2 separate regions of the Homo sapiens genome follow, and region 1 is linked to region 2. A link is a contact called in ENCODE Hi-C or POLR2A ChIA-PET data. All regions are on one chromosome and are shown on one strand. Each heading gives the region's core, a stretch centred on a gene start or an enhancer-like site at or near the end of the contact. The rest is flanking DNA. Distances are from core to core; before and after follow the strand shown.

The links. A loop is a pair of places that touch in the nucleus more often than their neighbours do. ChIA-PET counts read pairs that join two places held with the same protein, here RNA polymerase II (POLR2A). Pooled maps may share reads with other maps.
Region 1: a loop to region 2 is called in a pooled map of psoas muscle, with 7 times the contacts of the local background. The contact joins two enhancer-like sites. A Hi-C loop is called at or near these places in 2 of 50 pooled maps. POLR2A ChIA-PET finds 5 or more read pairs at or near these places in 2 of 52 experiments (MCF 10A and SK-N-SH).

The regions. Positions count from the first base shown.
Region 1 is chr16:84,722,314-84,727,118 of GRCh38, forward strand. The region is part of intron 1 of USP10 (ubiquitin specific peptidase 10); the gene reads left to right. Among named protein-coding and RNA genes, the nearest start is that of USP10, 25 kb to the left of the region's middle. RefSeq lists enhancers at 3,750-4,044, 4,169-4,218, 4,444-4,805. Within about 2 kb of position 2,443, at least 5 of the 41 ENCODE cell types and tissues checked have a DNase peak (open chromatin) inside an H3K27ac peak, as active enhancers do.
Region 2 is chr16:84,390,395-84,395,218 of GRCh38, forward strand. All of the region lies in intron 1 of ATP2C2 (ATPase secretory pathway Ca2+ transporting 2), which reads left to right. Among named protein-coding and RNA genes, the nearest start is that of ATP2C2, 24 kb to the left of the region's middle. Within about 2 kb of position 1,322, at least 3 of the 41 ENCODE cell types and tissues checked have a DNase peak (open chromatin) inside an H3K27ac peak, as active enhancers do.

The sequences.
Region 1 (4,805 bases), core at 1,193-3,692, 330 kb after region 2:
CACAGTTTGCTTGTCTCTTTCCTCTTGATAGACATTTTTGTTGTTCCCACTGTTTGAATCTGCTGTTCACATTCATGTACAAGTGTCTGTGTGGACATAGGTTTTCATTTCTTGTGGGTAAAATGTGGTAAGCGTATATTCTATTCTGTAAGAAACTGCAAGGCTTTTTCAAAGCGGCCATGCCGTTTTCTATCTGCACCAGCAGTGTATGAGAATGCTTCTTCTCTGTCCTCACCAACATTTGATATTGTCAGTCTTCTTTTTTTGAGACAGAGTCTCACTCTGTCTCCCAGGCTGGAGTGCAGTGGTGTGATCTTGGCTCACTGAAACCTTCACCTCCCAGGTTTAAGCAGTTCTCCTGCTAGCCTCCCGAGTAGCTGGGATTACAGGCAGACTCCCCCACGCCCAGCTAATTTTTGTATTTTTAGTAGAGATGGAGTTTCACCATGTTGGCCAGTCTCGAACTCCCTAACCTCAAGTGATTTGTCCGCCTCGGCCTCCCAAAGTGCTGGGATTACAGGTGTGAGCCACTGCGTCCGGCTCAGTCGTCTTAATTTTATAGTACATCAATTTAAATGATAATTTTTTGTCCCTAGGAACATGAGTTCCTGTCATTGACAGCAAAGTGAAACTGAGTACAAATAGGTGGTTCTTAGTGAAATGTGCCCAGAAAGACAGTTTGAGCAGAAAGGAGGGACCAAGAAATACAGGATGCATGCCTGCTTCACACTGGAAACCGGTGGTCTTATTTGAGGGTCAAAGATGGGGGGTGGGGAATAAAGTCGATTTTAAAAGGATTGACCGGCTCCGATACCTTCTGATCACATCCAGGGTTTTTTTTTTTTTGGCCTTTTTTCCCCCTTATACACTTAAGATTTTGAAAAGTGGTTTCTCTTTAGCTTGGGAAATGGATCACATGGTAATTGTTAATGATTTTTCTTTAGGTCAAAATAGGTGTTCCTTTAAAGTGTTCTGTGAAGCTTAATTCACTTACGTTGAATAAGTCTTATATTTTAAAATATAAGTTTAAGTGTTATACTTTAAAAATAAGTGTTATTTCTTGATTGTATTTATTTGAAGATTATATTTGAGAATGAAAGATGTACTCCTAGCTGGAACATCTCTGGTGATAATAAAAACATGAGAATAAAAACCATTCAGAGTGATCAAGTTAAGACTGTCAGCCCACTGACGCCTGGGAAGTCACAATGATTGCTATGTAGTTTGGAGAAATTATTCCTTATCCTTAGATAAGCTTTTTATTTGTGTGGGTTTTTTCATCTTCCTCTTCCTGAATTCATTTGTTCAACAAAGCTATTTTGAGCACCTACTCTATGCCAAGTCTACTGCATTAACTTCTGGCTAAACAAAGATGGATCTAACTCGATTCTTGTACTTTAAAGAAATCAGCTTTATGGAGGTATAACGTATGTGCGGTGAATTTCACCCATTTAAAGTGTATATTTCCATGAATTTTAACAGATGTATTCATTTGTGTAATCACCTCCACAATCAAGACACCAGTTCTGTCATTCCCCAGAATGACATTGAGCCCCCTTGCAGCCTCTTCTTTTGTTCGTCCTTGGCCCCAGCAAAGATAGAACTGCTTCTGTTACAGTTTCTTTTTTATTGGTTTCATCTTCCATTTCTTTTTTTCTTAAGGTCAGCACCAAGGTGATTGTAATGAATATGAAAGTTGGTGGAATCTTGAACTTCTACTAGGGCTATCCCAGATAAAGTTGACTGAATTTACTCCCTAATTTATCTGCTGTGTTTCATACAATAGCAATTTTACACAGGAAGTTATTCAATAATGAGGGCTATCTATATTACCTTGCTATTTAGTACTAGTTAAGAGCAAAGCGAGTTAAAATTTAATGGCCATTTTGTAATACAGTTCTAATATAGACACAGGACTGGAAAGTTGGTAAAAGTGGGTTTCTGTTAAGTGAATCATGTTTTCTAATTTGGAGATTCAATCTGAATTCAATCTAAAATTTCTGAAGGAAATTTTAGCTCGGAATCTCCATGAAAGCACTTAATATACAGCCAACCTGTTAAAAACCATACTTTGAGAGGTAAAATGATTACTTTTTGATAGCACTTTAATAGTAGAAATAGAATATACAAACAGGGAAGTAGACACTCAATTGCAGTACTTTGACATTTGAGTTTCAAGGAGAGAGGCTGCCTGTGAGAGTGACTTTGTGATAGTTTGTCTACTTTGTTCGCTTCTCAGGACCTCTTTGCCCCAAGAAAGTAAAGCAAAATTTTGCTATAGCCCTATTAGTGAGGGAACAAAACTTCTCTTCCTCCTTCTTCCTTTGTCTGCTTCTGCCATTTGTAACACTTAGTTCAGCTTGCAGTTGGCTTGCACTGTAATAAAACTGTAAATGTCACCATGCCCTGACCCCTGTGTGTGTTGTGTTCAAAGTTTTACTCTCGTAGTCTCGCATAGTTGAGTGTGGATTGTTGATGCTCAGTGCATATTGTTAAATTGGCGAACTTCCTGGTGTGCATTCACTAGTTGATGATAGTGTCATCTCCAGATGTCCTCAGAACCACCCACACCACCTTCTGAAGTTGAAAGCACACAATGATTGTTCAGTAGATATCAGCTAGCACCCATAACTTACTGGGCTTTGATTCATAAAGCCTAGTAAAGAAATTAAAATTTTTATTTTGATATAAGTACTGACCTTTTTTAAAACTTTATTGAGATATAATTCACATGCTGTGGAGTTTGTGTATTTGAATAAATATGCATTTCAGTGGTTTTTAGTGTATTCACAAAGTTTTGCAGCTAACACCGTAGTCCATTTTAGAACATTTCATCATCCCCAAAAGAAAGCTCATGTTCATTAGCAGTCACCGCCTCCCGCTCCCCCATTCTCCTCTCCTCCCAGCCCTTGGCAACCATGATCTTTCTGTGTCTGGTAATTTGCCTATTCTTGGCATTTCATATGAATGGAAGAAACAATTTATGGCTCTTTGTGTGTGGCTTTAACTTAGTATAATGTTTTCAAAGTCATCCTGTTGTAGCATGCATTAGTCTGATGACATTTTCTTTTTCTTTTTCTCTTTCTTTTCTTTTTTCTTTTTTGAGACGGAGTTTTGCTCTTGTTACCCGGGCTGGAGTGCAAATGGCACGATTTCCGCTCACTGCAACCTCTGCCTGCTGGGTTCAAGCAATTCTCCTGCCTCAGCCTCCTGAGTAGCTGAGATTAGAGGCGCCTGCCACCATGCCCGGCTAATTTTTTTTTGTGTTTTTAGTAGAGACAGGGTTTCACCATGTTGGCAGTCTGTTCTCTGACTCCTGACCTCAGGTGATCCACCCGCCTCGGCCCCCCAGAGTGCTGGGATTACAGGTGTGAGCCACCGTGCCCGGCCTGTCTGACGACATTTTCAAACCCGTGTTTCTTAATCCTTTTTAGATCCAAGAGATCCTTTTGGAGATGGGAAGAATTTTAGAAGTTGTCTGGTCCAACATACCTTCATTTTGTAGATGAGATTAAGGCTTTAATCATGCCAAACAGTCTATTGCTCTTTTCATGTTTCCCCAAATTGAGCTTATTTGGATCAGGAGAAGAGGGAGAATACTTTATACTTCTCAGCTTCTTGTGTATTTGACTGTGACCTGGTTATACCATTTGCCACTGTGAGGCTTAGCTGTGCATCTGTGAATGGGAGATTGTTCTTAGAGATTGGTCATAGTTGTCCACCTGCCTCGGAAACTGCAGGTACAAATGCAGCAGCAAAGTATTTACATTCTTACTTCAGGGCTGATCTCCTATTTCTATCAGTCCTTTTGAAGGCAGAGAATGTTAATTTGGAACAACCTGCATATTTATTCAAATTTCCAGAGAGATGAAACTTTCAGAATGCTGTGCTGCAGCGCCCCCTAGTGCCGTGCTGTACTGATAGTCCCCAGCGTCTCCTGAAGCCGAAAGTGGCGTTTCCCGCAGTTCCGGCGGGAGAGCTGTAGCCAGCAGGTTGTGCAAGTGAACATTAGACATCTTTTCTCCTTCTCGCCTTCCTTGGGCTGAGATGGAGGAATGTGTCTTTATTGCTGAGGGCAAGGTCTTTGTTTTTCCTTTAGCAGGAACACTGGTTTTCCCACTTCGTCTAAACCTTTGCCCAGGGTTTCTCAACTCAGGCCCCCTGAGGGCCGTAGTGGCCTCCACACACCTCCAGAAGGTAAACTGAGCCAGCTTAGCCAACAGGCTATGCTTCAGGGAGGAAGGTGTCTTTTGTTCCCATCCCTGCTGTGGTGTGGGCTTGCCCCCCTTTTCTCGAAGTGTTTCTTGTATATTTTTTTCCACATCCTCTTGAGAAAGGATCAGAAAGTAAAGATGTGAACAGTGAGAGTTTTGAAAGCCCGGGATGGAGGCCGGATGGGATATGAGGGGAAGTGGTGGAGGGGAATAAATAGCTTCTCTAGTTCACAGTCTTACTTCCCCTAAAAAGGGGAAGAAATGCCTGAAGCCCTTGTACTTTGCTCCCCCGAATCGCAGGCATTTCTGTGCCGTCCCGCCCCTGGGCATTTCCTATGCAACCACAGGACGCGGGAAAGGAGCGTTTGTTACTGCTTTCTGATACCTCCTTTTGACCCCAGTGTTCTGACTCTGGCAGAGTTGCTGAAACCTTAGGGGGCTTCCCAGTCTTTCCTGATGGTATTTGGTGTAGCTGTGGGAAGGGCAGAGTTAGCCGCAGCAGTGTCACAGTTTCTGTGGTGTGGCATGGCTGACAGGGCCTCCAGGTACCTGCTTTTATTTTAATGACAGCCACCAATATGTCCTAAGCTC
Region 2 (4,824 bases), core at 72-2,571:
CTGAGCTGCGCTTGTTGGGTGCAGCTTCTCTTGGAAACCTTTCTCTTCTAGGCCGTTTCCTTGGGGCTAGGGAGGCTGCGCTCACCGTCGCCCGCGTGGGTCTATCTGCAGCAGGCAAATAACATCTTGGGGGTTCCAAAGGAGGCACAGACACAGAAGATGGATGTGAAGTAGGCGGGACCGTGACGTCCATAGAGACAGGAAGCAGATGAGTCGTTCCGGAGGCTGGAAAGGGCGTGGGGAGTGCCTGCTTCCTGGGCACAGGATTTTCCTCTGGCGGGCGGTGAAAGTGTTTGGGGATGAGCTCCACGTGGTGCCTGCACAACATTGCAAAGGTACTAGATGCACTGAACTGCATGCTCTAAAACAGTTAATTTTTTGTTATGTGGATTTCATCTTATAAAAAGCTTTAAAAAGGGAAACACAAAAGAAAAGGGGGCCGGGCGCGGTGGCTCACGCCTGTAATCCCAGTACTTTGGGAGGCCGAGGTGGGCGGATCACCTGAGGTCAGGAGTTTGAGACCAGCCCGGCCAACATGTTCAAACCCCGTCTCTACTAAAAATACAAAAATTAGCCCGGCGTGGTGGTGGGCACCTGTAATCCCAGCTACTCGAGTGGGTGAGGCAGGAGAATGGCTTGAGCCCTGGGGGCAGAGGTTGCAGTGAGCCGAGATCACACTGCTGCACTCCAGCCTGGGTGACAGAGTGAGACTCAGACTCAAAAAAAAAAAAAAAAAAAAAGAAGAAGAAGAAGGGAAGGTTTGGTTCTGCCTAAATCACCTGTGATGGAGAGGGAGAATTAGGGACACTCTCTGACCTTTACCAGGATGCGCCACTCTCATTACAAAAGGAACACTTGCGATTCACAGTGGACTGATGTCTACAAAGTAACAAGAAGCTACAGCCTCGGACCCTTCAGCCCCACAGCCCCGGGGCAGCTACTGCCATCTCTCGCATCTTCTGTGGACGCACATACATGCTGTTATGGTCAAGGCGTGTCCTCCCAAAAACATGTTGAAGCCCTAACCCCTGGTACCTGTGAATGCAACCTTATTTGCAAATAGGGTCTTTATCCATGCAGTCAAATTAAAATGAGGTCACACTGGAGTTGTGTGGGCCCTAACCCAATGACTGGGGTCTTTATAAGAAAAGCAGACAGAGACGCTTGGGAATATAGCCATGTGCTGGCAGAGGCAGAGACTGCTGTGATACGTACACATGCCAAGAACGCGGAAGATTGTCAGCCACCGCCAGAAACTGGGAGAGGAAGAAAAGATCTTGCCTGCAGGGTTCAATGGGAACGTGGCCCTGCCAGCATCTTGGTTTCAGAGTTTTAGCTTCCAGAACTGAGAGAACAAATTTCGGTTGTTTTAAGCCACCGAGTTTGTGTTGGTTGTTTGTTACAGCCGTGGAGACCAAGCAGCCATGGGAAACTCACACACAAAGTTGAATTGAAACTGTTTCCAAGTTCTTTTATGTGACTCCCGTTCCCTCCCCTCCCTTCATCTTTCCTTCCTTCCTCTTTTTTTTTTTAAAACAAAACTAGGATTATATTACGACGATTGTTCTGCAAAAGGTTTTTTTTTTAATTTGATGACATATCAGTGACGTCTCCTTAGGTCAAATCATATAACACCTCTTTTCTCTTTAATTTTATACTATTTAATTTTGTATTTTGTATTGGAGAATTCCAATCATATGCAGAAATAGACAGAATAATGGAATGAGCCCACATGACTCTGTTACCCAGTGCCAATGAGGGGAGCCAATCTTGACTCCTGTCTACCCCAGATTGTTTTGACACAAATCTCAGGCTTCCTAGCATTTCATCTATAAATATTTCTGCATATCTATGGCTAAAGAGAAGAACTCTTTAAAATATCACAATTACCATTATCATATCATAAAATATTAACAATTAGAGAAAATCAAATATTGGCCAATATTGAGGTTCCCTTGGGCTCCTAAACACTGCTTCACGCTGGTTTATTCAAATCAGGACTCAAGTGAGGTCCCAGCCTGCACTTGGCTGGGGTCTCTGATGGTTCTCTGCGTCTGCACGTTTCATCCTTGTGTTTTTCGTTTTGAGATGGAATTCTGCTCTTGTTGCCCAGGCTGGAGTGCAGTGGCGTGATCTCAGCTCACTGCAACCTCTGCCTCCTGAGTTCAAGTGATTCTCCTACCTTAGCCTCCTGAGTAGCTGGGATTACAGGTGCCCGCCACCACGCCCGGCTAATTCTTATATTTTTAGTAGAGATGGGCTTTCACCATGTTGACAAGGCTGGTCTCGAACTGCTGACTTCAGGTGATCTGCCTGCCTTGGCCTCTCAAAGTGCTGGGATTACGGGCGTGAGCCACTGCGCCCGGCCCATTCTTGTGTTTTTGTTGTAGTTTACATGCTGGGGAGGCCGGGCTGTGTGTCCTACAGTTCCCACAGTCTAGTGATCATGTCCCCATGGTGTCATTCAACGTGTCTATTATCTCCAGTATTTCCTGTCAACTGGTGGGTGGGCCTAGAATGGAGGCTTGGTGCAACTCAGGAGATGTGTTTGGCTGCCTGACAGCGTAGGTGCATCATGGCTGATCAACCTTCCTCACGATTTACCCTGAGTTTGTTTCCAGTTTTTGAGTGCCTCAGCTTCAAGGTGGGCCATTCTGGGTCATGGCAATGTCCTGATCAGCAGCGGGCACGGGCCCACTTGGAGAGAAGAAGTGAGTGTGTGTTTGGGGTTGGGTAGAGGGATGGGGGCCGTACCAGAGTCTGTAGTTTCTGGAAACAGAGTGGACAATCCTGTTTTCAACAAAGGATACATTAAGTGCCATTTAGATTATGGAGCTGTGTGATTGGAATCAACCCGGGGCAGATTAGGCCCCCGGGCCCCTATGCATTCTTAAGGAGATGAGGGGGGTGCCCAGGTAAGCATCCCAGGTAGGAGTCTCCCAAATGCAGGGCGAGGAGTGGCAGCGTCCACGAGCTCAGTCACCAACCCAGGGACTCTGTTTCCTGACTGTCACGAGACTGGACTGAGGCAGAGCAAGCCCTCACTTACAATGTATTGGGTCCAGGGCTATGTCCCGGTGGCCTTGAAACACCGAAATGACCTGGAGATCTGGCTGAAGTCGGTTGAGAAGTGGATAGGAAATGAAAAGATAGAGACAGCAAGTATAGACACTCCTTCTAAAAGCTCGATGTTGGCAAATGAGGAAGGAGCAGGTGTATTTCCAATGCAAGGCCCAGAAAAGAGGTTATGTTTAAAGTGGAAACCCATGCTGAGATGTTTATGGGAGGAGCCAGCAAAGAGGGGAGGAGGATAGAGGATGGGAGGCCAGTGGATGGGAGGCTATGGGTGTGGGGGGAGTGGGGGTGGAGGGGGCTGTGACCGACACAGGTGGGACCCAGGAGAGAGTCAGGAGGACGGTTTCTAAGTGGTGGACGGAGTTCCTGCCTGTAGCTTGTAAATGGCTTTAAAAAAACAAAAAGGCTAGGCATGGTGGCTCACACCTGTAATCTTAGCACTGTAGGGGGCCGAGGCAGGTGGATCACTTGAGTCCAGGGGTTCAAGACCAGCCTGGGCAACATGGCAAAACCTTGTCTCAATTAAAAATACCAAAAAAAATAAAAAAATAAAAAATAAAAAGGCCTGGTGTGATGACACACACCTGTAGTCCTAGCTTCTCAGGAGGCTGAGGTGGGAGAATCAAATTGCTTGAGCCTGGGAGGCGGAGGTTGCAGTGCACCAAGATCACACCACTGCACTCCAGCCTGAGCAACAGAGCAAGACTCTGCCTCAAAAACGAAAAACAAAATTCTTATTTTATTGAGGTGAAATTCACATAACAAAATCAACCATCTCACAGTAAACATTGTAATGGGATCTAGTACACTCACAATGTCGTGTGACCACCACTTCTATTCAGTTCTGAAACATTTGAAAGAAACCCTGTACCCATTAGCAGTTTCTCCCCATTCCCCCTTCCCCAGTCCCAGTCTGCTTTCTGCTCCTACGAATTTGCCTGTCCCGGGCCTTTCCTATGAGTGGACTCACATACCGTGTGGCCTTTTGTGTCTGGCTTCTTCCGCTTAGTGTGATGTCTTCCAGGTTCATCTGTGTTGTAGCAAGTGTGTTTCCCAGGGCTATGGTCACCGAGTACCAAAAATGTGGTGGCTTAAATTTAAATGTATTGTCTCACAGTTCTAGAAGCCAGAAGTCAAAACTCAAGGAGTCAGGAGGGCTGTGCTCTCTCTGGAGGCTCCAGGGGAGGATCTGTTCCACGCTTCTCTTCAAGCTTCCATCATGGCCAGCAATCCCCAGCATTCATTGACCGATGGACACGTCACTCCAGCCTCTGCCTCCATCATCACAGGGTTTTCTCCTGTGTCTCCACATGGACTTCCCTGTGTGCATGTTTATCTCTGCAAAATTCTCCTTTTTGCAAGAACATCGCTCATATTTGACCTCATCTGACCTTGATCATTTCTGTAAAGATGCCCTCCAGATAAAGTCACATTCTGGTGTACCAGGTGTTAGGCTTTCAAAGAATGGTTTTGCAGAGGCCACAGTTTAACAACATTCACGTGCGTCAGTATTGCATTCCTGTTTGAGGCTGAGTTGATGCTCCACTGTCTGGATGGACCACATTTTGCTTCTCCATAATCCGTGGATGGGCATCGGGCAGTGTCTGACTTTTGGGTCTCGTGAACTGTGCTGCTGTGAGCAGAGTCCCTGTTTCCAGTACCCTTGGTTACAGAGCTGGGAGTGTGTAGGTGGCTTTTACTCACAGAGGGAAGTCGGAGGCTGGGTCCTCTCTCCTTTGGGCTCTGGAC